Linked DNA regions of Mus musculus: all the other regions are linked to region 1. The links are chromatin loops, found by intact Hi-C in ENCODE. Cell type or tissue: left cerebral cortex. All regions are shown on one strand. Each heading gives the region's core, and the rest is flanking DNA. Links, peaks and the distances in the headings are about the cores only. Region 1 has its middle 41 kb from the start of Gm24458. Region 2 has its middle 17 kb from the start of Gm40178. Region 3 has its middle 22 kb from the start of Mir3963.

What was found. A loop is a pair of places that touch in the nucleus more often than their neighbours do. Peaks named below come from ENCODE experiments on the same cell type or tissue, not always from the same donor. Only the 100,000 strongest peaks of a DNase experiment are listed, where the experiment ranks them.
Region 2: it touches region 1 in a loop (9-fold over the local background); 12 of 42 quality-filtered maps call a loop at or near these places.
Region 3: a loop joins it to region 1, with 4 times the contacts of the local background. A loop is called at or near these places in 4 of 42 quality-filtered maps.

The regions. Positions count from the first base shown.
Region 1 is chr3:151,563,071-151,571,696 of GRCm38, reverse strand. No RefSeq gene overlaps it. Among named protein-coding and RNA genes, the nearest start is that of Gm24458, 41 kb to the left of the region's middle. In left cerebral cortex, for the core only: a CTCF peak has its summit at 4,836 (motif pointing right); DNase peaks (open chromatin) are centred at 4,857, 5,594 and 5,807.
Region 2 is chr3:150,380,965-150,389,590 of GRCm38, reverse strand. No RefSeq gene overlaps it. Among named protein-coding and RNA genes, the nearest start is that of Gm40178, 17 kb to the left of the region's middle. In left cerebral cortex, for the core only: a CTCF peak has its summit at 4,390 (motif pointing left); a DNase peak (open chromatin) is centred at 4,402.
Region 3 is chr3:150,997,950-151,006,575 of GRCm38, reverse strand. No RefSeq gene overlaps it. Among named protein-coding and RNA genes, the nearest start is that of Mir3963, 22 kb to the left of the region's middle. In left cerebral cortex, for the core only: a CTCF peak has its summit at 4,335; DNase peaks (open chromatin) are centred at 2,391, 2,889, 3,536 and 4,347; H3K27ac peaks cover 418 bases.

The DNA of each region.
Region 1 (8,626 bases), core at 195-8,194:
GATGTAATTAATCACGAATAAGATTGATCATCTTCCCATATTTTTCTTTGAAATGCCTGTGTTTGCTTTCCTCTCTATGACTAGGTAAATTCCATCTGTCAACAGTCTTTAAAGTTATCATTTCTTTCATCATTCTCTCTTTCAGTTGACCACCATTCAGAAAACTTAGTAAATGAGCCCACTATTTGTGGATCATCTTCCAACACGCTCCTAAGAAGTGTGCGTGTGACAGTGTCTGAGTGTCTGCAGCCAAGCTAAATGTGATGTAGTGTCCTAAGCCTCTAGAATGCTTGTCCACTAAGCAAAAGATAAAGTGAACACACATTTCTGCAAGGCTGTTATTTTAATATGCATACCTCAGTTTTGTTTCATCAGCTGAAGATTGGGTTGTCTGCTACCCAGCCATTTAGGGTCTCAGGCCCCACGTTCTCCACACTGATCTGCACCACTGTGTGCCTGGCCTGTGTGCCTAGGTCACATTTCTGCACTGATAAACCATTTACCGTGAAGCTGTTTCTATGTCCTGGGAAATCTCTACTTTGGCTTCCACTTTGGGACTCAGAGCTCCTTCCATCTTGTTTGAATTAATTTCAGGCTCCTTCTCGGGCACACTGTTTGTATCCACTTCTTACTTTTCTCCTTACATAACTGTAGACAAGCTTTTTTCCCTGACATAACTGTAGACGAGAGTCAGTACCCTCACTGACCGCCATTATTGCCCAAGCTCCTTACTATTCATGTTCTGTTAACAAATACTAACACGCTTAGCTCAGACTAACGTGTTGGCGGCGTCATTCTACCTGTCTTCAGAATTCATGGGAGGAGTGGGCTCTGGGGGAACCTGACTTCTCATCCTGGCCTCTGCCTTTCTCTGATGCCCTCCTACACTTTACAAGACTGGTTTGCAATACCACATCACCATCTATAATTCCTTTTCCTGCAAAGTATGTACCCCACGCTTCAAGCTCTGCCCTATCTATTCAGCCACTGTTTTGGCAACTGTTGGATGCCATTTATACCACTTCTCTCTCTTTGTCCATTCAGCTTTTCATCAATAGTTAGCGCGGACATCTCTTTTAGCGAAATCAGTTCCATGTCCATCACTGAAAAGGCATTCCTGTCATTATCATAAATTTTCTTTCTTTTTGTTTTCTCCATTATGATAACCTCAATGTGCCCTAAATTCAGATCAGCTGTCTGTACTGTGTCAGCCCTTACCCATTTCTAGACTCCTGTCCCTCCCCTTAACTCTTTCCTAACTTATCAACATAATTTCCTAAAATTCTCTATTTTATTGTCTCAATTTACTCATTAATTAGCTCCTGTCAGAACCTGACCTCATCTTTCTGTGAAACAATGCACTGGAAAACTATAAATGTCCCTTGTCTTACTAAATCCTTCCAACAGTTCAGCAGTGATTTAGATGAGAATAGAGCAGGATGCTGTCCTTTTGACTGTGCCTTCCTGGTTCTCGTGTCATGATGTTCTTCTATGGTCCCCTGCTCTTTGTCATTCGCTTGGGATTCATTATTTCCTACATATCTGGTAAGCATTAGCTTACTAAGAGTTGATTTGAAGTAATTGTCTCTTCTTGCTTTATACTACATACCTGGTGAATCCATACCTGGTGATTAAATTATTCTTGATATGCAAATGATCCAGATTTATCAGTAAATACAAGTTAAACTGCATGCTTGCCTTCAAGAATAGGGAAAAAAAGAATTACAAGGTAAAGTCAGATCAAATAAATGATTCCTAGTCATTTCCTCTAGGGAACAAAGAAAACTAAGGGTGGTCCACAGAGCAGCTATAGATGGAGATGAAGGCCGTGAGAGGGATTTTACAAATGTGGTCTTGGGATCGAACATTAGCCCACTGCCTGGAGAATTTCTTCTTCTTTAGAAGGAAAATTAAAGTCCTAGTCAAAATATGCTCTGGCTGTGTGGTGTTAGAGATCCCACCCAAGGCCCTGCCTGTCCCGAGAATTCATTCTAGCAGTACTTACCACGATTGCTCAGATTCAGTCAGAATTATGCACGTCTATTCCATCGGCACCTGTTGAGCTGAATAGGACTTTTCTAGATTTCTTCTGAAATAGGAAGGAGGTTGGAGCAGGAGACATAAGAGAGAAAGAGAGACAGTGGTGTAGGTAAGAGCAGTTGACAAGTCATATCCCTATTTGGGATTTTTGAACTGTTGTCAGTTCCTCACTTTTTGGAATGGGGGTGAGGAGCCTGTCTACAGAATGCAAGATACATTTGTTCTAGGACCCGAGTAAATCTGTGCTCAGGAAATGCTATCCTATGACCTGGGTAGAAAGAAAATGCTGTTTTTTATCCTTTGCTGGAATGTGGTTTCCAGAGACCCCAAGAACAGTGATGATCGATCCTGCACTGGAGAATGAGATTCGGCAGGGCTTTCCCAAGGGTGCTCTCAGCTGTGATAGTGGAGATGTGCTTTTAAAATCTCCCAGAAATGGATGAGGACAAAAGCAACCAGACAGGGAATGGAGAATTAGGCAGACACAGCATGGTGACTTTGCTTCAAGTTAACCTGCTTTGGATTTCCAGTTTCTGTCATTTTCAGGAACGTCTATGGAGAAGTAGGGAGATTTGTTACAGGTTGAATACACGGACGCAGAGTGTCGAGGGAGCTTAGAGACTATCATTTAGGCTTTGTGCATCAGTGACCTCTCCCTTGTGGTCACTGGTATACAAGGCAAGGCGAATGTTAATGATCACCCTCTCTCACACATAGCAGAGTGTTTGGTGCAGAGTTATGGAGACACATACAGCAACACCTACTGGGGGCTAGTTAGTCAACACTTACCTCTCCTTAAGACAAATTCAGTTGGTGATGGTTGGAAGCCCATTTCTTTTGTACTCCATCCATATAATTTGAGTACCAGCCAATGTGTTCTCCCAAGGAACATTAATGGAAACACAGTCCATTTTACTGCAGTGCTAAAGCGCATCCTGAAAGCACATCCCCTATTCCTATCTAAGGAGTAAAAGCTGCTCAGGGCTACTGTGTCCTCGGAATGTCTGTGCAGTCTCACCATTAGTGTTTAATAGAAGCTGGGCATGTGCATCAAGGAGATAACATTTAGAGCACCTGAGAATGTGGAAAGAGCTGCATCATATTAGGGCTTTTCTTGTGGAATAGACATAAAAATGATTGAAATCCTGGTTTAAGGGGCAAAAAAATCTATGTATTCATTTTAACTGTCTTCTTTGGTGGTATTTATAGAAACAGGTTTTTATTCTTTTTCCAACAGTTTCTCTAACCATGGAGGGAGGGAGGGAGGGATAGATGATCTCAGTGTGACTTAATGTAATATATAACCCCCCATTCTGCAATTGTTCTAAATATCTTATGACTATAATATTTCCCTGGCATCTTGGAGACTGGTCATAGTGAAGTAACTACCTTACCTTTAAGCTGACAGAATTAAAGGCTTCTCATGTATTTCTTTCTAGGTGTGTTGGGATGCATAAGTGAAAAGTGCTTTTGTAGGATAATAAGATATGTATTTAAATCAAATATTTAATTCAGTTAGAAAACGTTGAACACTCAAAGTTCTAGTTTGTTCTCTTGTCAAGTTTGGCTGACAAAAGAAAGAGAGTGCCTTTCTTTTCTTCTTCTTTGTAAATTTCCTCCTCTGGTTCCAGTGACATTAAAATAAAAGGCCTATTATTTATGAAACAGTTTACTAAATCTGGAAAGGACTAAAGCCTTTTAAAGTTTTCTCTCCAGTTAAGGGAGCCCAGTGTGATGATACAGAGTGGAAGCCACTGCGTTTAAAGGGGCCTAATGGGGCCTGTCCCAAATCCTCACTTTCAAAGTCAATGAATAATCTCTTGTGGAACTCCACCTCTGGCTGCTTCTCTAGGCAAGAATGGGGAATGCTGTATGCATCTCCCTTCTTTTGACTCCAAGAAGGTGGTGGGTGTGGGGCCTGGCCGAGCTGCGATTGGAGGGTTCAAAACTCTCACCAAGGAGCCAACCTTTCAGGCCTGGGGTCTTTAGAGACTCAGGCACTCTGTCAGAAGCTGCCTTGTTAAATTCAGATAAATCAACACTTGTTTCTTGAGAGGATTTTGCCTTAGCATTTTATTCTGTACTGAGCTCAAGGTAATTAAAATTTTAAAATTTAATTTTCTTTTTCAAACACCATATGTGCTGTTTTGAATATGTTTCTAAGATGGAATTTCATTTCCAAAAGTCAACCCTATTATTATTTAAATCTATTTAAATTGCACGTCTCTTGGTACTTACACTGGAGCCCCTTTTAGCAAATCCCGAATCAATGTGACATTGGCTACTAAAATTTTCTTGAATTTTGAAGTAAATCTTGATTTTATTTCCATGTGCATACAATAAACTTTTAAAACTTATCTGAGGATTGAAAATAAAAAAAAATGATTTCCCACAAAATACTCCAAAAGAGCCTAAATTCTAAGTATCACAAATGCACACACACACACACACACACACACACACACACTCACACACACACACACACACACACATATACTCACACACACACAAGCACACACACATGAATTGCATCAGTGTTTAATCCTGTTTAATCCTCTTGTCTCTTCTCACCAATTTCTCCTTTTATTCCTTCTTTAACCAAACTCCAAACGGGAAAAGTTTCTTTTCCTTGACTAGTTTCTTTTTCCTCTAACTATCTTTGAAATTATATTTTAAAATATTATTTATAATTAGTTCATTACTGTGTCTATTATTAAGGTCTCCAGGTAATTTAGTTCTGAGTTTTGGAAAGGAAAGTAAATTCATTGCTTTTAAAGGATCTTCCAGCAGGTGGCACTAAAGCATCGTCTAAAGGTTGTGTCATGCTTATCAATTTAAAAATTACACCCACCTGGAAGGAAAAAAAAAAATCTCATCAAGGTCAAGAGGCTATGACATGCACAGAAGGTATGTTTGCAAACAAATGAACAAACAAAATGCCCGAACACTTTAAAAAATCTTTACACGAGGTAGGTGGATTAAAACTGCTTCGAGAATTTAGGCGAATCTTTTCCTAATAAAAGAAGTGGATATTATACAAAAACCAGGGTTTTGTAGGAATTTGTGTCTCTGTTTGTGAGAATTAATAGAAGCAATCTTTGTCTCCAAAGAGTTTGCTAAGTGTTGTATAAAATATTACATAAAATCTGCATAAAACTGGAATTAAAAATGTATTTATTAGTATCCATATGGTTATGGACTTATTTCAACACAAGGGAATTGGCGTACACACTCCAACTCCTATTAGTGTTAATGGGAATTATATGTGTGAATCCCCAGCTCCCAGTGCGTGGAAACAGAAGTCCCTGAAAAGATTGTTAAAATCTGTATTTGTATTACTTTTGGTTATGGTGAAAGTACAACCAAGGTAGGTGATTTTTAACATCTTTAAACTTAGTAGGGATGGCTTGCACCTGAAACAACAGGCCCCAGAGTGTTATTTATTCCTGTCGAACGTTCAGTTTCGTGTGATGATCAGTTCAGAGCCAAAAGCTAGAGAGGTTTCTTGGATTGTCAGACCTGAGTTCTGGAACGGGGCCATCCTCAAAGAGCTACCGCAGCTGTTCCCTTGGTAGCAAAGGTTGCTCTGGGTTTTTAGCTTCCAAGAAGAGAAATCTTTTTGAAGCAAATGCAAACACATGGGAAAGAGTAAAGCCTTTTCCTCGTCCCGACCTTTCCTCTGTAACTTCTTGGTTTCATGCGGCAGGGCTGTTGGGCATTTCTGATTGCTCTCCGGTGTTTGCGATTCACGATTCACGTGGACCTGAAGCTGCTAGACTTTGGCAGGGTGAAATCAGGCTCTTCCCAGAATGCCCCAGGCACAGAAGCAAACCGTGAATGAGAGCTGTACTACAGCAAGGAGCAGGTTCTCAAGGATAGCTCTGCTTTGGTCCTTAGCCAGAATATCATCGGAAGAGTTTTGACAGCTGGGAGATCACCTGACCCACAAACCTAGAAGATTCTCCCTTCCCTTCCCCTCCCCTCCCCTCCCCTCCTCTCCCCTCCCCTCCCCTCCCTTTCCTCTCCTTCCTCTAGGTGGGTTGTCTCAACCGTTATGGACACTGCTGGTTGTATCTACCAAGATTCTCAATATCTGTGTCTATTCAGCTTTAGATTATAAGAGTAGATTTTAGAGGGTATGGTTGAGGCAGTATATTCTATAAAAAAATAGTTCTCTTTGGTTTTAGGAAAATATTTTTTTAAATGTCCTTTGTGTTAACCCAAAGATCTGCTCTCCTTTATTTCCTGAAGGTTTGTTGTTTCTAAAGAAAAAGAAAATGTGTCTGCCCATCTATCATATCTAACTATCTATCTATCTGTCTATCTATCTATCTATCTATCTATCTATCTATCTAACTATCTATGTATCTATCTATCTATCATCTGTCTATCATCTATCCATCCTATAATTTATATATTTAATATCTACAATATATCATTTATCTATCATGTATTATACATATCTATCATTTATATAGTTGCCCTCTATCATCTATATATTTATCATCTATGTATCATCTATCATTTATCATCTATCATCTATCTGTCATTTATCTGTCATCTATCAATCATTTATCTATCCTATTATCTATATATCATCTATCTCTACCTATCATCTATCTATCTATCTATCTATCTATCTATCTATCTACCTACCTACCATATCTACCTATCATCTGTCTGCCTACCCATCAATTCTATAATCTATATATTTATTATCTATAACCTATCATTTATTATTTATCTATTATCTAGTCTACATATCTATCATTTATATATTTATCCTCTATCATCTATATATTTATCATCTATGTGTCATCTATCATTAGCATTTAACATCTATCTTCTATATATCTATCTGTCATTTATCTATCATCTATCAATCATTTATCTATTGTATTACCTATATATTTATCACCCATCATCTATCCCTATCTATCTATGACATGTCATATATCATTTATTATTTATCATCTATCATCTACCTTCTATCATCTATCAATCATCTGTCTATTCTATTATATATTTATCACCTATCATCCATCTTTACCTATCATCTATCTATCTACTGTCTATTTCTTCATCTATTACTTAGCTATCATCTATATCATCTATCAATCTATCATCTCTCTCTCTCTCTCTCTCTCTATATATATATATATATATACACACACATATATATATATATATATATATATATATATATATATATATATATGTATCTGTCATCTATTTTTTATTTTCACTTTACATTCAAGGCAGGATTGAAAACTGCAGCCCCGTCCCATGTTTGTAGTGATGATTTGCTTCATTGATAGAACAAATTGCCTGTTGACAGTGGTTGACTGCAGCTGACATTGCCTAATAAGGATGGAGGCTCTTTATTGATCTCAGCCTAGAAGGACCCAACCTGAGTTTTGTCCCCTTTAAGTTTTATTGACTGTAAAATGGAGAACGTGTACCTCCAGTTTAAATTTAGTCTGATATTACAATTACTTTTTTACTATCTCTCTATTCATGCTCTCTGAAAGGACATACACATTATGCACAGAAAGAAAGAAATAGTACTATTTCTTAGCAGGCTTTTTTTTTTTTTTTTTTTGTTCAGGAACACTCACACACTTTCACGAGCAGAGAAAAATCCAAAGAAAGAAATGAATATATTTTATGTTTAAGGGTCATTCTGAGGTCCTTGCTGAAATGTTTTGATTTAATGTCATTTTTTCCAAGTTGAATATAAAATAGTATTTCTATAGCAAAGGATCTTCAATCCATATCTCATTTACTCTATTTAAATTCCTAATCTTCTAATACCAATTCAAATAGCAGTCCACTTACTAGATGCCAGCTTTTGGTCACAATTCAATGAGAAGTGACAGGCGGCAAGATCAGAAGAACTCACTAGTGAGAAGATAATGGATGCCAAAGAAAGCCTGCATGAATCACAAATGGCTAGATTTATAAATTATCCAATAAACAAGTATTTTCAAATCATTGTGCTACGCAGTGACAAAAAAAAAATAATCATTGTTTTCCAAGGGCATCTGGTCTGTAGAACGGAGGGTACAGGGACAGCTACAGATACTAATAAGCAAAATCTCTTCATTCTTAATGCCACCTATCTGCCAAGCACCTAACATCCACCATCTTGCTAATCTTCAAGACTATGAAATATACATGAAATATACATCCTCGTGAAATATACATCCCCATCTCGTTTTTGCCAGTGATATAATTAAAGCTCAGAGAGGTTACATCCCATGGTTAAGGTGCCCCATTGTCGGTGACAAAACATCATTTTAACTAGGGATTGTCAGACATCTGAGATGGAGGCCTTTCTCCACACCTTGCTGGCTCCTGCCTTTGGAGACGCAAATGATCAAATGAGATTTTCTGCCAGAACACTGAGCACAGAGAAGTAGGTGAGACTTCACAGGGCAGACATCACTTGGGACTGAGGAATGCATTTCCTTGGCACATTTCATTGGCTAATTATAAAAAGAAGTGCTGGGTGTTGCTAGATAGTTTATATTTTATTCCATTTCAAGTTGGGAAAATACCTTGCTTCAAAGCTTTGTTTTTGTGT
Region 2 (8,626 bases), core at 397-8,396, 1.2 Mb after region 1:
CATACTTTTTCACCCATAAAAATGCATTGTTGCACACTAAAACCATTTTGAGTATGGTGGCAGGTAAAGGTAACATGTGTGCTTATGTGTTAAGAGGACATAGATCATCTTCAGATGTCTCTTTTTAGGGCCTTCAACTCAGCACATTACTATGACCTTGCCACTATGCCCAAATGTTCATCTTTCTTCCTTCCTTCCTTCCTTCCTTCCTTCCTCTCTCTCTTCCTTCCTTCCTTCCTTCCTTCCTTCCTTCCTCTCTCTCTTCCTTTCTTCCTTTTTTCTCTTTCTTTCTCTTTCTTCCTTCTCTTTCTTCCTTCTCTTCCTTCCTTCCTTCCTTCCTTCCTTTCTTCCTTTATCTTTCTTTCTTTCTTTCTTTCTTTCTTTCTTTCTTTCTTTCTTTCTTTCTTCCTTTCTTCCTTTCTCTTTCTTTCTTTCTTTCTTTCTTTCTTTCTTTCTTTCGTTCTTTCTTTCTTTCTTCCTTTCTTCCTTTCTTTCTTTTTTCTTCCATTCCTTTTCTCTTTCTTTCTTTCTTTCTTTCTTTCTTTCTTTCTTTCTTTCTTTCTTTCTTTCTTCCTTTCTTCCTTTCTTCCTTTTTTCTCTTGCTTGCTTGCTTGCTTGCTTGCTTTTATTTATTTTTAGAGTTTGTGTAAATCAATCCTCCTTCCTCATACACATATAAAAATAATTACCCATCTAGTCTCCTCTGATCAATGCTTTTCTACTTCAAACATCATTCTTCATTAATAAAATGTTTAAATCCTAGGTGTACAATTTTTTATGAATGGGTAATTATAGTTGTCATAAAATGAAATGTGTCCTCTCCAGTGTGCAGACTCTATGGGCTCCATAAGCTTTATGCTCTTTCCTCCATGAGGTGTTCTTTGGATAAAAATCTTCCAAAGGTTCTTAACATCACAAGGTCCCAATTTAACATGTCTGGTCCCCTAATTCCTGAGTCAAATGGGAACTCAATTATATCTCTCTTTCATCAATTTTTCTTTTAATGGTTATTATTACATTATTATTATTGGTTTTTCGAGACAGGGTTTCTCTGTGTAGCCCTGGCTGTCTTGGAACTCACTTTGTAGACCAGCCTGGACTAACTCAGAAATTTGCCTATCTCTGCCTCCCAAGTGCTGGGATTAAAGGCATGCACCACCACACCTGGCTCTTTTAATTATTTTATTTAATTGTTGTTAATTGTGGTAATTAATAGACATCATAGCTGCATTGCTTGCTTCTTTCCTTTGAAAGCTTGTAGGGCAAATCTCAGCTGCTAAAGATATCATGTATTGCAGACACTGGAGACAATAGTGTTCTAAGTTAAATTTGAGATTAAAACCTCTTACCTGAGATTTAGCTTTCATGGTAGCAGAAGTTGCCCTGAAAGCTTTTAAAAGAAAGAAACAAACAACAGTCCTACGAAGCTATGATATCCATTACCCTCCTTTCTTGGTATTATTATTATTATTATTATTAATTATTATTATTATTTGGGGGGGATATGCCTGAGCAAATACTAGGATGTCAAGTATTTTGGGCATACTCCAAGCAGTGGTATAGTTGGGTAATATGATAGACCTAGCTCTACTTTTTTGAGGGTTTCCTAGACTGAATTCCAGGGGATCTCCATGAGTCTGCATTTCCACTCGCAGAAAACGAGGAGTCACTTTTACCCATATCTAATCTGCTGTTTGTTCTTTGTTAACATCTGTCTGACTGAGCTCAGGAAAAAAAATCTCAAAGTTGTTTTAATTTGCAATCCCTTAGTTGCTAAAGATAAGGAATGGCTATATTATATGTTTTAGCAATTATTTATTCTTCTTTTTAGAACACTCTGCTCAGATCCCAGGCTTATTTTTGACTAAGTCATCATTTTTTTCTGTAATTTTAGTTCTTTACATATTCTTGATATCAATTCTTTCACTGATGTATAGTGTGCAAAAAATCTTCCATTCTTGACTATTTGTCTCTTATCTTTAACAGAATTTTAGTTATATGAATAACTACTTCTCAATTGTTAACCCTGAATCAGTAAAAATAGAAAGTCTTTTCCTAACACTATGTTTTTTAGGGTAAAACCTATTTTCTTCTAAGAATTTCCATCCTTCAAGTTTCACAGTTTAAGATTTGATAAAAAAAAATAGAGCACATATCAGAAAACCCAAGTTCTGCACAGGGAGAATTGTGCAGTGCAGTTCCAAATGTTATATCCACAACATGGCTTCTGTTTGTAAGGATTATTGTGGAGGGGGATAGTTTGAAAACATTTTAAGATACCAAGGAACAGAGACTTTTCTGTGAATTATATTTCCTAGCAATGTCAGAAGCCTACATGCATAACATCCAAGCAACATGAGTGTCTAAATATAACCTGAACAATAAAGACACTGGAAGATGTGCCAACATGGAAGGGAGAAAAATCAAGAGGCCTCAAACCTATACACGTAATTATAGACAACTAAAGAATGCAGAAATGTGGGGAAATACTCTTTCCCATAGAAGAGCACACCAACTGGTTATCCAATACCAAATGGTCTGATGTGAAGATAAATGCATACAAGAAACATTGTATAGTCTGAGAAGTTTGTATTTATGTATTTAGAAACACACACACATGCTTTAAGAGAAAACGGTCATGAATACAAAAGTGAATAAGATGAATAAATGTTAATCTAGATAGACAGAATGGGGAAATGGTGCAGTGAGATACTGTGATTATATGATAGTCTTAGCAAGAAAAATATATAGGGGCATTTCAAAGCCTATGAACATTAAAATATATATCAATGTTACTCTACAAGTGACCAGTAGAAAATATTTGTACATTATTAGTCAGTATTTCAGTAGTAAAAATTTTCAAAAGCATAAAACCAGTTTTTATACTATGAGTGTAGGTCTTTTTATATGAAAATTACAATATTTACTCTGAAAATGGTGTACAGATATTCTTTTTGATTTATAATAGGATTTCTCAATCCAATCTCTATTTATTATATTTATGATTTTATGAGCCAGGGGGCATTTAACATGCAGTGAATTTTATTTTATTTTATTTTATTTTATTTTATATATATTTTTTAATACGTATTTTCCTCAATTACATTTCCAATGCTATCCCAAAAGTCCCCCATACCCTCCCCCCACTCCCCTACCCACCCATTCCCACTTTTTGGCCCTGGTGTTCCCCTGTACTGGGGCATGTAAGGTTTGCATGTCCAATGGGCCTCTCTTTCAACTGATGGCAGACTAGGTCATCTTTTGATACATATGCAGCTAGAGTCAAGAGCTCCGGGGTACTGGTTAGTTCATAATGTTGTTGCACCTACAGGGTTGCAGATCTCTTTAGCTCCTTGGTTACTTTCTCTAGCTCCTCCATTGGGGGCCCTGTGCTCCATCCAATAGCTGACTGTGAGCATCCAGTTATGTGTTTGCTACGCCCTGGCCTAGTCTCACAAGAGACAGCTACATCTGGGTCCTTTCAGCCAATGCTTGCTAGTGTATGCAATGGTGTCATCGTTTGGAGGCTAATTATGGGATGGATCCCTGGATATGGCAGTCTCTAGATGGTCCATCCTTTTGTCTCAGCTCCAAACTTTGTCAGTGAATTTTATTAATGATAATTTTATTTTATTTTTTGCCTTGTTTTGGGGTTTTAGTATTTTTTTTTCTGTTTCTTTCTTCTTCTCCAATATAATACATTCTGAGTATAGCCTCCCCTTCTTTCTCTCCTCGCAGTTCCTCTCACCCATCTCCCTTCTCTCACCTCCCCTTCTGTTTCCTTTCAGAAAAGGCTACCCAGGGATATTAACAGAACATGGCATAACAAGATGCAATAAAACAAGGCATAGACCCTCATATCAGGGTTATAGAAAGCAACCCAATAGGGGAAAGGGATCCTAAGAACAGACAAAAGAGTCAGAGATGCTCCCAATTCACACTGTTAGAAATCTTGAACACCCAAGATAAACCACATATATACACCACAGAAGCATAAAGTCTGTGATTGCTGCTTCAGTTTCCATGAACCCCTATGAGTCCTGCTTAGCATGTCATGTTTTCCTGATGTCCTGAACACAGAGCTCTCTGACATACATACACACACACACACACACACACACACACACACACACACATACACCAGTGGCCTCTACTGAGTTCTAGAGCTCTGCCTAATTGTCTGTGGTTTTCTGCATCTGCTCCTATCAGCTGCTGGAGGAAGCTTCTCTGACAATGATTGGACTGGGCAAAGATCTTAAGGGTGTAGCAGTATATCATTAGGACTCATTTCATTGCATTTTTGTTGTTGTTCTTAATTTGTCACTGGTGTTTGTTTCTGCCCTAGGTCTTTGAGCTATCCAGCTTCCAGTTCCTGGCTATCCCAGCACTGTTGGGTATGGGCTCCCTCTAGTGGCTTGGGCCTCATGTTAGATCAGTCTTTGGTTTGCCACTCCCAAAAGTTACATAATAACTTAATGGCAATTTCATTAACATTCAATTGTGCGACCCCCCCAAAATATTTTAACTCTTTTAAAAAATCAGTTAACTTTTATTGAGTTCTAGTACAAATATTTTCTTAAAAACTCTAGGAAAGTTTGCCTATTTCTTAAATCAGTCTCAAGAACACAGTGTGATACATTACACTGCTCTAAAACCAAAGTAAATATATAACATATAACTCATAGAAGTACATAATCATAATTTTATTGAAAGAACACTTTCAATAGAAAGATAAAGCTAGAAACAATGAAATAAAGCAGAAAACACATTTTGAGGAAGTTAAACTATATTTGTACTCTGTTGTTATAAACTTGAACATGCCTATAAAAGGATTTAGGAATTATAGTGATAAGTCAGATAATCCAATGAACATATTATTTATGTGCTATAATTTATAATACATTCAAAACTTTTGAAAAATATACTATCATAAGATGCTATTTATTAAGGGTACAAAAATATACAAAACTTTCTGCAAGACCATAGATTCCTACTATGCATAGAGAAATATGTGATAATTATCTATCCAAAATCAAGAGACTATAACAGTTTTCTCTGGGGTAATATGAAAGTGTAGAAAGTAGGGTCTTTGGTTGTTTTAAGAACAACAAAGAAAGATTGCAGGCATAAATGAAGGTCCTTTTTGAGCATGATAAGAGAAACAATTATTGGAAGACAAGGAAGAAGCTATGTTCAAGTATTGAAGGCATGAGAGTTGACTTCTGAAAGAACCTGTACAGATTCACATGAAAGTGAAAGCTATAGTACAGGCTATGATTTAAAGCAAAAAACAAACAAAACAAAACAACAACAACAAAAATAATATTAGCTTTGGATGAGGCTACAGTATTGGGTTTCCCCTCAAATTTTAGAAAATGTTAAGCAACATTGACATTATCAAAATTACAATTTCAGTTGAGAAATTATGACTAAAATTGAGAAATATCACAGATAGAAATTAGGATGGATAAAGTATAGGTGATTAAATATCAATGTCTAGAAACAAATGGTGTTTGAAGTTATAGCCAAGGGGGAGCAACAGGCAAATGTGTTTAAGATAAAACAAATAGCTCTGTATTCCATCTTTAAATCGTATTATTTGGGTTGTTGGTTTCTAACTTCTTGAATTCTTCATAAATTTTTGATTTAAGCCCTCTGTCAGTTATAGGGTTATTTAAAATCCTTTGCCATTCTGTTTGCTGCTGATTTGTCCTATTGACAGTGGTTTTTTTTTTTTTTTTTTTTTTTTTTTTTGCCTTACAAAAGCTTTGCAGTTTCAGTTGACTTTAGAGCCTGATCCATTGGTTTTTTTTTTGTTCAGGAAATTGTCTCCTGTACCAATTCATTAAGGATATTTTCCATTCCCTCTTCAATGAGATGTAGTGTATCCGGTTTTATATTGAGGTCCTTGATCCATTTGTATTTGAGTCAGAGTTTCCATGAGGTAAAAACAGGTCAGCCATTGCCCTCCAGTGCATGGCCTGTCAGGCTGCCTGGGCAGAGAGATGGAAGTACCAGTGCTGGAACGTGCTGGTTCGTTTTTTAATATTTGTCACAATAATTGCTCATTTGAGGTCTATAAAATTTGTGTTAGAAATTTGATGGGGATTGCATTTAATCTGTAGATTGTTTTTGGTAAGATGGCCATTTTCACTATGTTAATCCTATCAATGAGTATGAGCATCTTCTGATATCCTTCAATTTCTTCCTTCTGGGACTTGGAGTTATTGTCAGCCAGATCTTATATTTGCTTGGTTAGAGTTACATCAAAGACATTTTATATTACTTGTGGCCATTGTAATAGGTGTTTTTTCTTATACTTTCTTTCTCTGCCCGTTTATCATTTGTACAAAAGGATCTACTCAATTAAAAAGTGAGGTACAAACCTCAACAGAGAATTCTCAACACAACACTCTCAAATGGCCAGGAAAGACTTAAAGAAATGTTAAAGTCCTTAGTCATCAGGGAAATGCAAATCAAAATAACTATGAGATTCCATGGTACACCCATCAGAGTGGCTAAGATCAAAAACCCAGGAGATAGCACATGTTGGCAAGGATATGGATCAAGGGCAACCATCTTCATTGCTGGTGGTGGTGCAAAATTGTACAACCACTTTGGAAATCAACTTGGTATTTTTCTCAGAAAACTGGAACTATTTCTACCACAAAACTCAGTTATACCTATGCTGGGATCATACCCGAAAGTTGCCTCCAACATTCCACAAAGACACTTGTGAGGTGCGGGTGTGGCAGCAGTCCCAAGATGGCAACTGGGTCTGCAGCCAAGTCTTATGACTTGCACCTGTCTTCCTCATACACCTGAAAACAAGCCACGTCCATCGTGAGAACTGTGCAGGTGCACCATGATGCAAGATTGGACCATATGACAAGTGATGATTCTGGCCAATGGACTGCTGTTACGTGGACTGGGCTGATGGGGTGTGGTAGAGGGGTTATATAAGGGATTGCGATTGGGGGCGGGAGAGGAGATTCCTGCTTGCATGTTGAAAGGTTCCCAAATAAACTGCTTTCAGAAGAACGCTGTGTCGTCGCTCTTTTCTGCTGGTCGGAGACAGAAGCAACAGATACTTGTTGAGATATATTCATAGCAACTTTATTCATAATAACTAGAAACTGGAAATAACCCAGATGCTCTCCAATGGATAAATAAAATGTGGTACTTCTGCACAATGGGATAGTATTCAGTTAATAAAAGCAAAGACATCATGAATTCTGCAGGAAAATTGGTAGAACTTGGGAATGAGACATCATAAATTCTGCAGAAAAAATGGATAGAACTTGGGAATATCATCCCGAGTGAGATAACCTACTCCTAAAAGGACATTCATGGTATGTACTCACTTATAAGCAGATATTAGCCATAAAATACACGTACCATTCTACTCTCCACAGACTCACAGAAGCTACCCAAAAAGGAAGTTAAAAGTGAACATGCTTGAATCTTACTTAGAAAGGGGAATGAAATAGTTATGAGGCAGATCGAGTGAGGGATCTAGGAAGAAGAGGGGAGGGGAAGAAGAATGAGGTGGGTTAAGGATCAGGTGTGGGGAAAAATAGAAGAGATGGCTAGATAGCCGTGAAAATGAATGGAAATCTTCACTTGACTGGGGTGAGGCAGTGGGAGACATCTCCAGGATGAGACAGAGACTTGGAATAAGAGAGGAGCCCAAGAATCAATGGGGGTGACCTCATCTGTGACTCACAACATTGGGGATATGGATCCTGAAGAAGCCACCTCCTGTAGGCATACAAGAACCCCAGTGGAGCAATAGAGACACTAACCCACCCATAAAACTTTCAACACAAAATGTATCCTGTTTTCAAGAAATGCAGATGCTGGGGATGGAACAGAGACTGAGGGAATGGCGAACCAACAATTTGCCCAACTTGAGACCCATCCATGGCTAAGAACTAAGCTCCGACACTACTAATGATACTCTTTTATGCTTGCAGACAGGAGCATGATGTCCTCTGATAGGCTCCTGCAGCATCTGACTTACACAGATACAGGCACCCATATTCAAACAGTGGATGGACTGTGAGGACTCTTAGGAAGAATAGGAGAGGAAGGATTGCGGCCCATGAGGGGATTTAAAAGAATAACAGAATCAACACACCTGGATCCTTGGGGCTCTCAGTGTCTGAACCACCAACCAAAGAACCTACGGGCAATGGACTGGGCTTTCTAGCATGTATGTAGCGGATGTGTGGCTTGGTCTTCATGTATGTCCTGAACAGCTGGAGCAGGGTCTATGCCAAAATCTTTTGCCTGAATATGGGATATAATCTCTTAACTGGTCTGTCTTGTCTGGCCTCAGTTAGAGAGGAAGCACCTAGCCATAGAGATTTGAAGTGCCGGGATGGAGGTGATACCCAGGGCGCCCCCACTCACTCAGAGGAAAAGCGGAAAGGGTTATGGGGGAAGGATTATGAGAGGGGCTGCCCAGGAATATATACACACATATACATATACATACATATATCAGTAAGTAATATATATGTATTGAATATATATATATATATATGTATATATACATACATACACACACACACACACACACACATATATATATATATACATATATATATATATATATTCTTTT
Region 3 (8,626 bases), core at 492-8,491, 570 kb after region 1:
TCAGATACTTCGCAAATTATTCTCTTTTAGATTTTTTGTGGTGTAAATTTTGGCATGTATTTTAGTATTTTCCATACAAAATAAAATCCATGATATTCAAAGGCTATGAGTTTTATGCATATTCCTTTTCAACATCAACGTCTATGTAAATGGAAACAATTGTCTTCTCTTAGGTTGCACTTGGTAAACATCATTTATTCATCCTCTAAAATAATTTATTATGAAGCTACAGTGCTTATATGTTCTGACTCCAAATTTTATCTTTGATATTCTTTTTATTTTTATTGTAATTGCTCTTTGTTCTACATTGTAGAAAATCTTAATACCAAAGCTTAAAGAAAACAAAACTATTTATCAATATATGTATATCAAGAAAATTCCTCTTAGGCTGTTTTATCAGGAAAATGTACTGAATGTTGTAGTCAGTTCTCCACAAACACAAATATTTTTCTATATTTTTGACTGTAAAAATGTATACATGGCTTTTGTTTTGAAAGGTATTTTACCTTGGAATTAATTTTAACTCTATGAAATCCTCAGTTTTACACTTTCCTCACTTCTCTGACACCATACAAAATAGTTTTTTCTCACTATTCATGCACTTAGCCACAATAGGTACTAGACATGAACTGTTTCTCCATGGCATCCATGTATGAATGGAGAGTGAGACTGGGGACCATCCTGATTCCTGTTCTATGTATTATCAACCACGTACATTTCTGTATATGTAAAAATATAGGTTCTGGCATCATGAGGACAAAAATCTCAGGAAAATCAGTCACATTTTTCAGATTTATTAAAATCCTTGACACTGATCATGCAAATAATTAACATTAGTTATTATTCCTAACCATGAAGTGTCTACAATATTGTCATGTCACTATGCTGGCGATTAAGGCTATGTACAGCATTGTGAATATTATTCTCTTTATTTAGGGAGATCTATCTACCCACCTGTCTATCTTAGATATTATTTTTACTGTTAACTATGTATATGTGTGTTTGCTGGTGTGGGGATGTGTACGTAGGTATCACGAAGACCAGAGGAGAACACTGGATTCCTCAGACATGAACTTCCAGGTGGTGGTGCTCAGGCCAACGTGGGTGCTGAGAACTGAACTCAGGTTCCCTGCCAGAGCAGGTGATATTTTTAACCACGGAGACACCTTTGCAGAGTTGGTATTCACATTTACTTTGTGACATTGAATGTATGACCAGAAATACAAATTTAAGAAAACATGAGCTACAGAACTGCAAACGCATCATCTGAGAGCTCAGAGGGACCAGAGTCTGAGCGATTGTACTTAGAATATTAGGTTTACGCACAAACAGAGCCTGATTTACTGGGTACACGTCTATGGGCTTTTCATATAATAAGCAGGATAGGAAAAGAAGAGCTGTGCTTTAGAGCACAAGGCAGGCCTATGAGATACCCAGTGGATAAAGAAGGGTTATTTCCTCAGGGCTCTTGACTCACCTTAGAAAAGTTCTGCATCAGGGGGATGCATCCTCCCTGACCGCTTGGTTTTGTGCTATAGGAGAGAGTTGTCATGGCCTCGGGCTCATTTTCTCCCTACACGTGGAGTAACAAGATCGATCTGATCCTGCATCACTCACTAAGAGCCTTCTGTGTTTCCAGCATCTGTGAAATGGGGACAGACATACTGATGTAGAAGAGAAGACCAGAACAACCACCACCACAACCACCACCACAACCACAACCACCACCACAACCACAACCACCACCACAACCACAACCACCAACAACCACATCAACAACAAACAGCCCCTTCCTAATTCTTGCAAAGATTTTTTCTTTTATTTTTCTTTTCCTTTCTTCTCTTCTCTTCTCTTCTCTTCTCTTCTCTTCTCTTCTCTTCTCTTCTCTTTCCTTTTCTTTCCTTTTTTTTCTTTTTTTGAGAAAACAATCAGAATGACTGGTTAATTTATTGGTGAATTAAGACTTTCTCAGGACTTGCAAACCTCTGGTCATAGATATCTTTCGTTTACTGAGATATGGGACCCTATTAAATCGGAGTATAGTTATATGGGGTGGCATTAGTACAATGTTTAGGTTGCTATTTTTTCTTGGAGGGTTTATATAATTAGACACATATTCATGGAAGAAAAGAATAGTTAGTTTTGATAACACGTGTGTTTTTTCTGTTACTTAGTTTATCCAAGTCTAACACATGATGAAAATTTGCTTATTTCGTGCTTCAGAGTTTTGAGAGATGGTAATTTTCTCAGTTGGAATTTCTTATTGTAAATTAGATTTTTTTTCTTATATTTATTCTCTGATGGATTTTTGGCAAGCGGTGCTATGTCTCATCTTGTCTCTGCAGAGTGTGTACAACCTAGCCCCGAAACGATGGCAGCTAGTACTGAAAAGCACTGCCTGTTAAGAGATTTAATCAGGGGAATGCTTATGTTCAATAAAAGTTATCAAAAGGCATTATCATAACGAGGAACTTCAGCAATCCTCAAGTAGAGCACCTTATGAATTATGCGGAGCTATTTTTGAACTACAATGCACCACTAAATTAGGTTCCTCTTTCATTAAAAAAAATTTAAAGCATAATCAGTTACTATTCTCTGCATGTTTCTAATTCTACAATACTGCCTTGATTTTGTAAACCTACAGAAATCATGTCTTTTCTTTACTCCTTTTCTCCTGGTTTTAATGTCACCTTACATCAGTTTCACTTTCTTTCTCCCTCCCTAGGGCTGACTTAAGAAACCAACTGGCACCCATAATGATTCCTGGAGGTAGAACCCTGCAAATGCTATTGTCATTCCCTCAAGATAGACTAGTCTCCCAAACACACTGCCTCCATTGAGAGAAAATAAAAGTGGGTAGAACAGAAAGAGAAGACTGTGTGTGTCTTAAAATAACCGCAGCCATATGACAGTTTCAGGCCTGTGTAGAGACAATTTGCATATATCCCATTAAAGCTGCCGGAGCTCCACTTTCAAATTTGGATGTCTCCAGTCAATCTGCAGAGGTCAATACTATCTTTTTCTAAAGACACACTTTCTTGTAATCGTCCCTCCATGACTGACAAGTGGCCCTCACAAAACGACAAGAAAGGCAAGTGTTTGTTGCAGAAAACTTCAATATAAGGCATTTGAGAGATAGGAACGTTCTAGAAGGACCCAGCTATTTTTGGACTGTTAGCATCAAGTCGAGGTTTCAAATGATAAATTCAATTAGAGGGGAGGTGACTGGGTGATCTACAGTACGGTGCATTAGCAGCAGCATGCCGGCATGGAGTTCATTAAAAAGCAGTATCAACTCCATCACCTTTTAGTAACACAATCAATTTGCTGGTCTTTGAATAGTCGTGGTGGTCAAACTAAATTAGATTTAATGTACATTGACCAAGTGATTTGTAGTATCTAGGTTTACAGTATCTCAGAAGGAAGTGTATAGACTTGCCAGGCTTGCTTGGAGTACAGATAGCAATAAGTCACAGAAAAGGCCAAACGAGGCAAGAAATCAGATCTTTTGTTTGCTTCCATGTTTTTACAAGAGTTCTTTTCCAGAAGTATGCAAAAAACTGTAAGATTAATCAGACTTGTGTGAACCCTGTAGATATTACAGGCATGAGTACTGCATTGACAAATTGGTATTCCGTCTGCATTCCCATCAAAACCTTTAAGGCTTGGATTGCTGAAGTCTTACTGACAGGTGCTATGCCAGCAGCCCCATTACTACGTGCTGAATGCAAAACTGGATCGTAATAAGGCAAACTTGGCGTTTTAAAGATGGGACAAGCAAAATAGTTGAAATTTATTGAATATGCTTCAGAGCGCTTCATCTTTCAACTCTTCCTCTAATGTATGACACGAATAGAAAATAATGATGGTGAAGATCCTATCTGGATGGTGTCACATTTAGATATAAATTTCAATAGTGTACACTTTCCCCCGAGAGAGGCTGCCTATTTGCATAAAGTTTGCCAATAACCAAAAGGCATGTCCTACATTTCTGCTTGTACTCTAAATGTCTGTCTGTTTGATGGTTTGAGGAGAAACATTTAGAGGACACGTGTAAATGTGTTCGATGTATTTATGCTAAAATTTTCTTTAGGTAAAAACAAAAATACAATAACAACAAAATCCAAACCACGCTGCTCCCACACTTTAGTATACAACAGATATGAAAACTATTAAGAATAAAAAAACCACTATAAATGGTGGCCATGTAAAACATAATGCCCTTTCAAAGAGGAAAAAAATTGAGTGCACCGATGTTTTACAGATATATTTTATAACCTGTTTCCTGCTTTTCAGAATGACTGCTGTTCTCCAAAACAAGGCTTGGGGGCGCCAAAACCTTACAGCTGAAGCCTAAACAGGCCTGAAACCCCGGTGTTTTTATCACTCCCTTATCAGGTGAAGTGAGATCTCCGTGTGCTGGGATGTACTACTGTACCTACTGCCCGTTTTGATAAGGCCCATGAAGAAGGAAATTTGAGCAAGATTTCAAATGCTGATTTTTGCATAGAATATGCTGACGCTACAGATTTGTCTAAGCATAAAATATGCACATTCTGTATTTTTGTAACTACTAAAAGACATTTCCTCCCTTGGATACATTTTCAAAGTGTTTTAAAACTTTAAGGCCTATATTTTTAAAGAATAATTGACATTCTGGGCAGTTAAACTAGCCAATTAAAAACTGTTAACATAATCGATTCTATAAAGCCAATAGTTTCCTATGCCAATGCAAGATTACATTTTAGGAGAGGATAGAATCCAATTTCACCATGTAATTTTCTGATTTTTGTTTACACATTAGGGTATTAAATATCTTTGCATTGATGAAACTTTTGCCGTTTTAAATATTGAAAGCAAGAATGAGCACCTGTTGTGTTTTTGGTCTCTGTGGAATCACTGACAACATTGCCGATTTTACTATTTACTTAGATGTTTAGGTAATGTAGCTCTCTTTATCTAAGGGCCTGCAGAAAGTTATTCAGTAAGGGCCAAGGCAGAAGCAGACAACCTTTTTGTATGTAAACTATTTTATATGACTTTAGAATTAATTAAAAACCTGAGGTCATGCATCCTTATTAAAGTGTATTCTAAAAGGGCTACTGCCCAAGAGAATCTGAAGTCATGAGGTCACCCTCGTGATTAGTCTTCTCATCTCCAAGCTCTGCTCTGTGCAGAAGACTGGGAGAAGCAAAGCTCTGTTAGTTGTTTTCTTTTTAAAAAATAACAATTGTAGAAAACTACAATCAACTTCAGCACAGAATGTTCGGTATGGTATGGAATGCATGAAAATCAGTTCATATCTACAGAAAGCTTAGTCTATTTTTTCTCATATACAGGATGGAATGTGGCCCCAAGTAGATTCAATTTCTCAAATTTAAGGAAGCCACTCATATACTTGCCTTAACCATCAATAAGTTACACAAGGCTGAAATGTCTAGGAAGAAAATAGATGACCCCTGTCTAGAATGTAGGCTGAGTGCTTCAGGATCCTACTTTGTGTCTAATTGTTTTAGTTTCCAAGGATGAGTCTCCATAATCCAAATTGAATAGGTAATAATTTAATGAATTAAATCAGTAGACAGTGAAAGAGTTTAAAACAGCACTCTCTGGGCATCAATTCCTTAAAAGAGCCAAATAAAATAGTGTTGAGATATCTCAAGGTAAAATTCCATTGTCAATAACCTTTATCATGAGCGTGATGTCATCAGAAAAGAGGGCTAGACATGAACTGAGCACAACCATCAGCACATGCTTAGATTCTTAACCTTAAATGTCCTCAGATCTGCCTAGATATGTTTTGACTTCATTTAGAAAACAAAAACAAAAGAAAGTTCCCTTTATGTTTCTCATAATTACTGCATATGCAAAAAGAGAAATAAGACATTTTCAGATAGTCATTTATAACTGGCATAATGTTTTCCTTTCCTGATTAGTATTTAAAATAAGCTCTTAAAAATAAAAATGTGGAGTGCATTGACCTCTGAGGATTCCCGGGCATCTGTACTTGCTTGCTTTCCTTGACTCCAAGCGCCCCTTTGAGAATGTACACTTACTGGGTCATGTTGTTTGTGAACGGGAATGTGTATTGGCTGAACCCTGTGTGTGAAAGTGATTCAGGAGGTCAGGGAGGGGGCCCTGTCCCATTCTTAGTCATGACAGCTCGTCACCCCCTGGCAGTCTGCCTGTGATGGATGAGTTCAGGAACTGAACTCTGACCCTCGCTGGGGAGTGTGCCCCTTATTAGGAGACTTTCCAAAGACCACACTGTGGTTTCCCATGGATGGTTCTACAAGTAGCATGAAATTTTGCTTTAGGTAATGACAATTTTCTTTTTGGTCTATAAGTTAATAGCAAAATGGTTTATATTTCAAATAGCTCAAATTTATATTCTCATGGCACAAAATTACTATCTGATTTAGATAATATTAACACTATGACCTAAAGTACTAATTGCTACCCAGTTGGTATCAGCATAATTGGGCATGTTTACCTAATGAATACAATTTATGTGTAGTATTGAAAAATTCTTGCAGAACACAAAGCCAGTTGTAGTTAAAATATTCTGTTATTTTTATACTAATTTGTTTTCGAGCACATGTACAATCTCCATGTGTAATACTCTTTGAAAAGCATCAGGCACAGACACAAAACAAAACTCAGGCATAATTAGCATGTAATTAAGTGGTTAGAAATAACTGGATGTTTGATTATTTCTGTGTCATACCCATACTGTCCTCTGCTGCATTTTATTATGCTATAATGAAGCAAGCCAAATTAATGAATTACCACGCCCCATATATTCCTTGGAGCACACAAAGATGCCTCCATGTTAGTTTCCCAGTAAAGTAGATGTGTCTAATTCAAATAGACAAAAGTAATAAATTGGAAAATATAAGCAAAATCTAAGTTAGGGGCTATTCTCAGCACAATATGCATGCTGAATCTATGTTAATATAAGTATTTTTTTTCCTAAGATATGAAGCTCAAGTCACTAAAATCGACTTCTTTAACTAAGGCGATTATGTGATATTTAATAGCAGAGCCAGTGTTGTGTCTTATTTCACAGAATAGATCAGATATTAAATGCTTTCAGCACTATGTCTGGATGACCTGATTATGACAGATTTATTTTCCTTTTAAATTGTTTCTAAAGATAAATATAAGCCATTTGGAAGAAACTTATTCTTTGAAAACTCAAAAATGCCAACTACACAGAAAGTCTTGCAGCTGAAATAAAACTGTACTTAACTCTTCAACATTCTGTGAAGGACACACTAACCTAAGTCCCTATATAATCAGAAAACTTAGAACATTGACCAAAGAGATATTTATGAGGCAAGGGAAAGTTAAGGTAAGGGGAAAATGTGCAAATCTTATAAATTTAATCTCAGGAATAGCTCTCAAGAAGGGTTTGAATGATAAGATGTCTTTTCCACATATTTTATTGTATGTAGATCATTGCTGAAACATGAAATCAGTAGTTTAATATGATATTTCACTAGAAAATTATGGACAAAGTGAAATATGTCTTCTGGCAGGATTCTTGTTGGCCATTCTTCATAACTGAGTCAGTTACATCACCTCTGTCTTCCAGCAGTCTTTTTCACTCTTCTCTTACCACACAAGAATTTTCATAGTTCTTCAACACTATATGAATTGTTCATGCAATTTAATAAGGCTGTAAATGCAATATTTTATGCAGTATTTCTATGCAAGCCAGAGCCAGGTATGAGACAGTGGGAGCAGGATGGCTTTGGAGCTATGCTGCCGTCTTCAGTGCTGACACAGGATGGCCTGGTGGGTTCACCATGTGAGAGCACTTAGACTCTAGAAGTTTCCAGCTAAAGCTTTATCAGATGAGTGCATCTCTGCCCTTGAAGGTTCAAGTCTCTGCTATCCTAAGCAGCTCTTTCAATGACAGTTACAATGCCATCTTTGATTAGTTTATATTTAATAAATTTTATATTACAATTGAAAGCACATGACCTCTGGCATACTCGGTGGACAGTCCCTCTGTCTAGGTCCCTGTTTTACATTGATAAATATTCTTGGAACTGTCACATGATTCTTCATTTCTCTATCATGCTTATTTAAACCATTTTCATGTTGTTAATTTCTCTTTAAAATGGTGAAAGTATAATATTGAGGACAGGGAGAATTTTGATGTAGTTGAGAGAAACATGTTTAATCTGACTGTCCTTTTCTCACAGAGAAAATCAACTTGAGATTTATGAAACTCTGTAATATCCTGACATATCCTCTTATTTTTTATTTACTACAATGAGTCAATATTATTTGCAGTGATTACTCAAAGACTTTCTACCTGTTTCCATGAAATAAATGATGCTGAACATGGAAATGACCTTAACACGTGTTCTCTGAATTTTTCTCTTTAAATATTATACAGAAATGGCAATTTTTTTCTTCTAATAAAATACAGTTGTCTTACAATGTTCCCAAGATAGTAAGAAAGTTATTACTGAATGGCTCAATCCATTTCAATTAAAGGAAATAAAGGAAAACAAAACATAAAACAAAACAAAACAAAAGAAAACAAAAGAAAGAAACTAAGCAGTATGTAAGAGATTCAGGGTTTCTCTGTGTAGTCCTGGCTGTCCTGGAA